Linked DNA regions of Homo sapiens: region 1 is linked to region 2. Evidence: chromatin loops called from intact Hi-C (ENCODE). Cell type or tissue: mammary epithelial cell. All regions are shown on one strand. Each heading gives the region's core, and the rest is flanking DNA. Links, peaks and the distances in the headings are about the cores only.

Region 1 (2,810 bases), core at 207-2,706, 170 kb after region 2:
CTGGTGTGGTGGTAGGCACCTGTAATCCCATCTACTTGGGAGGCTGAGGCAGGAGAATCACTTGAACCAGTGCGGCAGAGGTTGCAGTGAGCTGAGATTGCCCCACTTCATTCCAGCCTGGGCGAAAGAGTGAGACTCTATCTCAAACAAAACAAAACAAAACAAAACAAAAAAACAAAAAATGAAGAATAAAAAAATTAAAGATAAAAATTGAATCAGGCCTGAAAGGTGAATAAGAGTTGAATGAAGAAAGGAGAGGAAGCTGGTTCCGTGAAGAAAAAAATTTCCCTGAGTGGAGAGATACTTGGGTTTTTAGACAAACTACCACCCACACTGTGTGAATGTGCACCGTCCCCTAAGCCCAATGTGGGTGGTGGTTGTCATCACTGAGTGCTGTGCACTGAGCCAGTACGTGGGAATAGGGACAAAGATATGGGACAAGGTCTTCTGAGAAGACGTGGCTAAAATGTGGCCACTTAACCACTTACACAGCTCTCAGATCAGAAACCTAGGAGTCATCCTTGATTCCTTTCTTTTCCTTATCCCACATCTAATTTATCTGGAACTATCTTCAGAATATATATGGAATCCAACTGCTAGTAATCTTCATCACCACCCCTGCATTCCCAGCCACAATTAGAACAGCTTCCTAAGCAGATCTAACTGCATTCACTCTTACTGCTTACTTTCTATTTTCCATGCAGCAACCATAGTTTTACTTTTAGACATCAAGTCAGATGATTTTATTCTCCTGCCTCAATCCTCTGCTGGCTTCTCCACACCTTTAAAATAAAATTCAAACTCCTTCCCATGACCCTGTCCACCTCTTCAGCTGCATTTCTTATTCTTTCTATCCGTATTCACCTTGGTTTCTCAAGTCAATCTTTTCAGAGATACCTTCTCTGACTAACCTTACTAAAATTAACTCATCCCTACAATTATATAAGCCTAGACCCTGCTTTATTTTCTCCATGACACATATCCCTTCTTAAAAGTTATATTTACTGGTTTATTTGCTTAAAAACACAATATACATCTTTCTCAATGAGCAAGACTAGAATATACTTATTAGAATGAAGGATTCCTGAAGGCAGGGACTTAGTCTTGTTTAGCACTCTATTCCTTGTGCCTGGGAAAGTGTTTGCTACATAGTTGGAAGGTTAATGCATATTTGTTGAAAGAATACACACATCATTTAATTAATTTTTGAGCTTCATAAGAAAACACACCCGGTATCTCCTATGATTGAATAAAATCATAACAGTGAAGAAGATAAGCTGATCCTATTGATGACAGAATTTGACAAGAACAACCTGCCTTTTCTGGTTTTAACATTGAGGGCCCATGAAAGAAGTAGACAAGGAGGAAGAGATAGGTAGATGCATGGGCCACATAACATGGGGTGCCACCAAGCAAATCCAACCTTGTTTTTGTGGCTGTCATGTTTGCAGCCTGCCTTTAGTCGTGGCCACTGCATAACTCCCTTGGGGTGGATAGTCTACCACTAGGTGGAATGTTGGAATGCCACCTGGTGGAATAGACCACGCTCTCCTTACCAGTAGAGTTGATAATGTGCTGCTGACACCAAGTCAGCCTAATACTTGCCATTGGCTCAGGGGCTGAGAAGGACATACTAACAATTACCTGTGAGCCTGGTAAGGATAGCAAAATGGTTAACATGGAATTTGAATCAGTATTTCCAGGCCTCTAAGTGACCACAAAAATAACCAGTAGGGGACTTCAAAAATGTCTGACAGAGCATCAATTAATCTTGCATATTAGTTTAAGAACTTCTTTGATACAGTCAAGAGATGGCCTAAAAATATAGGCTGTATTTTTGCATACCACGTATTCCACATACCATATCATCCTGGAAACGTCTGCTGTCAGACCCTGCTCCTCCTTATCCCCATCCCAAGCATTAGGAATAGTGACTAATTGTTTTCTGTTTTAGAAAGCTAAACTGTTTCTATAAAGGGCTAGATAACAAATATTTTAGGTTTTCTGGGCCATATGTTCTCTTCCACAACTTCTCAACTCTGCTTGCTGTTGTAGTGCAAAAGCAGCCAGAGACAACACATATTTAAGTGAATGATCTCATAACTGTGTTCCAATAAAACTTATTTTTTTTGTTTGTTTGTTTTTTTGAGTCAGGATCTCACTCTGTCACTCAGGCTGGAGTGCAGTGGCATAATCTCGGCTCACTGCAACCTCCACCTCTCCAGTAGCTGGGACTACAGGCACGAGCCACCACGCCTGGATAATTTTTGTATTTTTTGTAGAAATGGGGTTTTACCGTGTTGGCCAGGCTGGTCTCGAACTCCAGACCTCAGGTGATCTGCCTGCCTCCGCCTCCCAAAGTGCTGGGATTACAGGTGTGAGCCAGTACGCCTGGCCCCAATAAAACTTTATTTACAAATAAAGTTTTTTATTTGTAAATAAATAAATTTGACCAAAGGGCCATAGTTGGCTGATGTGATTTAGACTATCACATAAACACAACTGGGAGATTAGAAGAGTGGGCCTGTCAGTCATTTGCTGTAATTCATACTCCATTGTAGATGAGTCACTATCTATTGATTTAATATGGTACATCTTTTAGTAGACTCGGTAAGGTATTAGCAGGCAATCTTCTTCTCTCAAAGATGTGGTCATTGTGTGCACTATTTCAAGATAAACAACTTTTGCTTGCTATCAAAATTTTACTCTTGGTAAACCAAACACCCTTCTATAAAGACGGAAAAATTTTGTTAGAACCCCAGAAGAAGATATAATCGTATCCCTTAGATAATTTATCTTTTAATTCTCAG
Region 2 (2,810 bases), core at 149-2,648:
GAGCCTCTGCCTGGCTGTAGGTATGGCTACTCCCCAGCCTGACCTTGGCTTTCTGCTCCTCTCATTGCGCACATTCTCCCTGATGACTTCAACAAATCTCATGGCTCAACTACTTCCTCCCTGTTAGTGGCACTGGCTGGACCTTCTTAAACTTCGCAATCATACATCAAATTGTCTGCTGATGTCTCCATACAGATATCGTCACAGGCAACTCAAACTCATGATGCCTAAAATAAACTCCCCTCCCCACCATGCCTAAATCCAATTCTTCATCTTAATGTGCCCTCTCTCAGGCATGGCGACGTTATCCAAGCAGGCATGCCGCAGCCTCCTAGATGGAGTCCCTGTCTCCAGCCTGGTCCCCTTCAATCAAATCCAACAGACACAGCCAGCAAGCGGTCTAAGGAACCTGCTATCACTACCCTGCTTAAATTCTCTACTGCACTGAGGACAGTCAGCATCCCTTAAGGTAACACACAAAACCCTATATCGCCTGGCCCCGCCTTTTTTTTTTTTTTTTTTTTTGAGACGGAGTCATGCTCTGTTGCCCAGGCTGGTGGGCAATGGAGTGATCTCAGCTCGTTGCAGCCTCCACTTCCTACGTTCAAGTCATTTTCCTGCCTCAGCCTCCCAAGTAGCTGGGTCAACAGGCACGTGCCACCACGCTCGGCTAATTTTTGTATTTTTGGTAGAGACAGGGTTTCACCATGTTGCCAGGCTGGTGTCGAACTCCTGACCTCAAATGATCTGCCCATCTTGGCCTCCCGAAGTGCTGGGATTACAAGCGTGAGCTACTGCTCCAGGCCCTACCTGGCTCCATCTATGTCCCCAAACCCTCATCCCTGGACACTTCCTGCCGCTCACTTTACACAGCCTAAGAGGGACATACACATACCACACAGGCCCTCATCTCCATGCTGCTGCTCACGCTGACCTCGGCTGGGAAGGGCTTCCCTTCGCTAATGCTCACATCCTCAAACAACTCAGAAAACCTGTCCATACCTTCCTAGTCGACTCTCCTGCCTGGATCCCGCACTCCTCCTCAGGGATCCCGTTATACATTCTCATTTACTCCGCGAGGATCATTTTATGAGCTCCTGTTTCTAACCTTGTGGAGGGCAGGGACTAGATTCCTACTCATCTTTATGCTCCTTGGGCCTCTGCCTAGCAGACACACTAGATACTTAATAAAGTTTAGCTAAACTGAGGCCTATAGGAGGGGCACTGTTATTCCTTACCTCTAATAAGGAACAGGAAGCTCAGAATGAGGTTACGTGGCTTTAAAAGTCACCCAAGGAAAAGTCTAGGGGGAAACCTAGAATGCAAAAGCACACCAGCTAAAATAAGTCTTCTTGACAGCAGAAGGCCTCTCAGAGCTAAGCATGGTGGGAACAGGGAACATGTCTATGTTTTTCCTCTGTTACCCTAAGCCTGACAAAGTGTTACACAGTGCACAGCAAGTGCTTAGCAAACACAGGCTGGCTCACTGTGATTGTGGAGAGATCACTTTCATTTATAGACTATGTAAGAGTGGGTTTGCTTCTCTCCAGCAGATGGAGCTACAACCCTGGGTTATCTCCAGCTATGGTCTGGGAACCCTGAGAGAAGAACCAGCCTTTTCCATCCATCCCTTGCCATCTTCTTTTTGTCCTTTATCAGTCTCACATAGAAACAGCAACAACAGCCAGGTGCAGTGGTTCACGCCTGTAATCTCAGCACTTTGGGAGGCCGAGGCGGTCAGATCACTTGAGGTCAGGAGTTCAAAATCAGCCTGGCCAACATGGTGAAACCTCATCTCTACTAAAAAATACAAGTTAGCCAGGCGTGGTGGTGGGCGCCTGTGGTCCCAGTTACCCGGGAGGCTGAGGCAGGACAATCGCTTGAACCCAGGAGGCAGAGGTTGCAGTAAGCTGAGATCACACCACTGCACTCCAGCCTGAGCGAGAGTAAGACTCCATCTCAAAAAAAAAAAAAAGAAACAGCAACAACAAAATAACAGGATAAATGCTTTCCACAGACTATTCTGAATGGACATAGATCTTTATTTAAAAAATTTGTTCAATGCCCAATACACTTGCGTATCTTTTCCTCCCGGGACTTTAAAAAAATCTGGGATAATTTCACCTAACTTGATTTACCCAATCTATCAAGTGCTAATCAGTGTCTCCACCTTTATATACTCTTCATAGGTCCTTGTTATGAAAGTCATTTATAACCCCAAATGTTCATCATACTCATCTCTATGTATATGCTCATCTCTATGTATATGCCCTATGTCACTCAGGAAAACATTAGTTTACTAACCATCTCTCATTTAAAAACAAAACCCTTTGGGCCAGGCGTGGTGATTTACGCCTGTGGTCCCAGCACTTTGGGAGGCCTAGGCGGGCAGATCATCTGAGGTCAGGAGTTCGAGACCAGCCTGCCTAACATGGTGAGACCCCTCTCTACTAAAAAAAAAAAAAAAATACAAACATTAGCCAGGCGTGGTGGTGCGCGCCTGTAATCCCAGCTACTCATGAGGCTGAGGCATTGCTTGAACTCGGGAGGCAGAGGTTGGAGTGAGCTGAGATCACGCCACTGCACTCCAGCCTGGGCAATAAGAATGAAACTCCATCTAAAAAACAAAACAAAACAAAAAAACAACAAAAAACACCCCTTTTTAATATATTCTAACCATTGTCTTAAAGGATTTGAGTTTCTAAATAGAATATAAAGGAACAATTAAGGGCAAAATGTTCATAGGTGGTAATGTTAGTACCACCTATGAAAATAAAGCATAAAGTCCAAGCAAATTTCATCCTTCACTC

What was found. Peaks named below come from ENCODE experiments on the same cell type or tissue, not always from the same donor. Only the 100,000 strongest peaks of a DNase experiment are listed, where the experiment ranks them.
Region 1: it touches region 2 in a loop (9-fold over the local background); 11 of 110 quality-filtered maps call a loop at or near these places.

The regions. Positions count from the first base shown.
Region 1 is chr2:108,416,171-108,418,980 of GRCh38, reverse strand. No RefSeq gene overlaps it. Among named protein-coding and RNA genes, the nearest start is that of GCC2, 32 kb to the left of the region's middle. In mammary epithelial cell, for the core only: a CTCF peak has its summit at 1,530 (motif pointing left); no DNase peak of the experiment used is centred there.
Region 2 is chr2:108,582,866-108,585,675 of GRCh38, reverse strand. The region is part of intron 1 of LIMS1 (LIM zinc finger domain containing 1); the gene reads right to left. Among named protein-coding and RNA genes, the nearest start is that of LIMS1, 50 kb to the right of the region's middle. In mammary epithelial cell, for the core only: a CTCF peak has its summit at 1,557 (motif pointing right); a DNase peak (open chromatin) is centred at 1,555.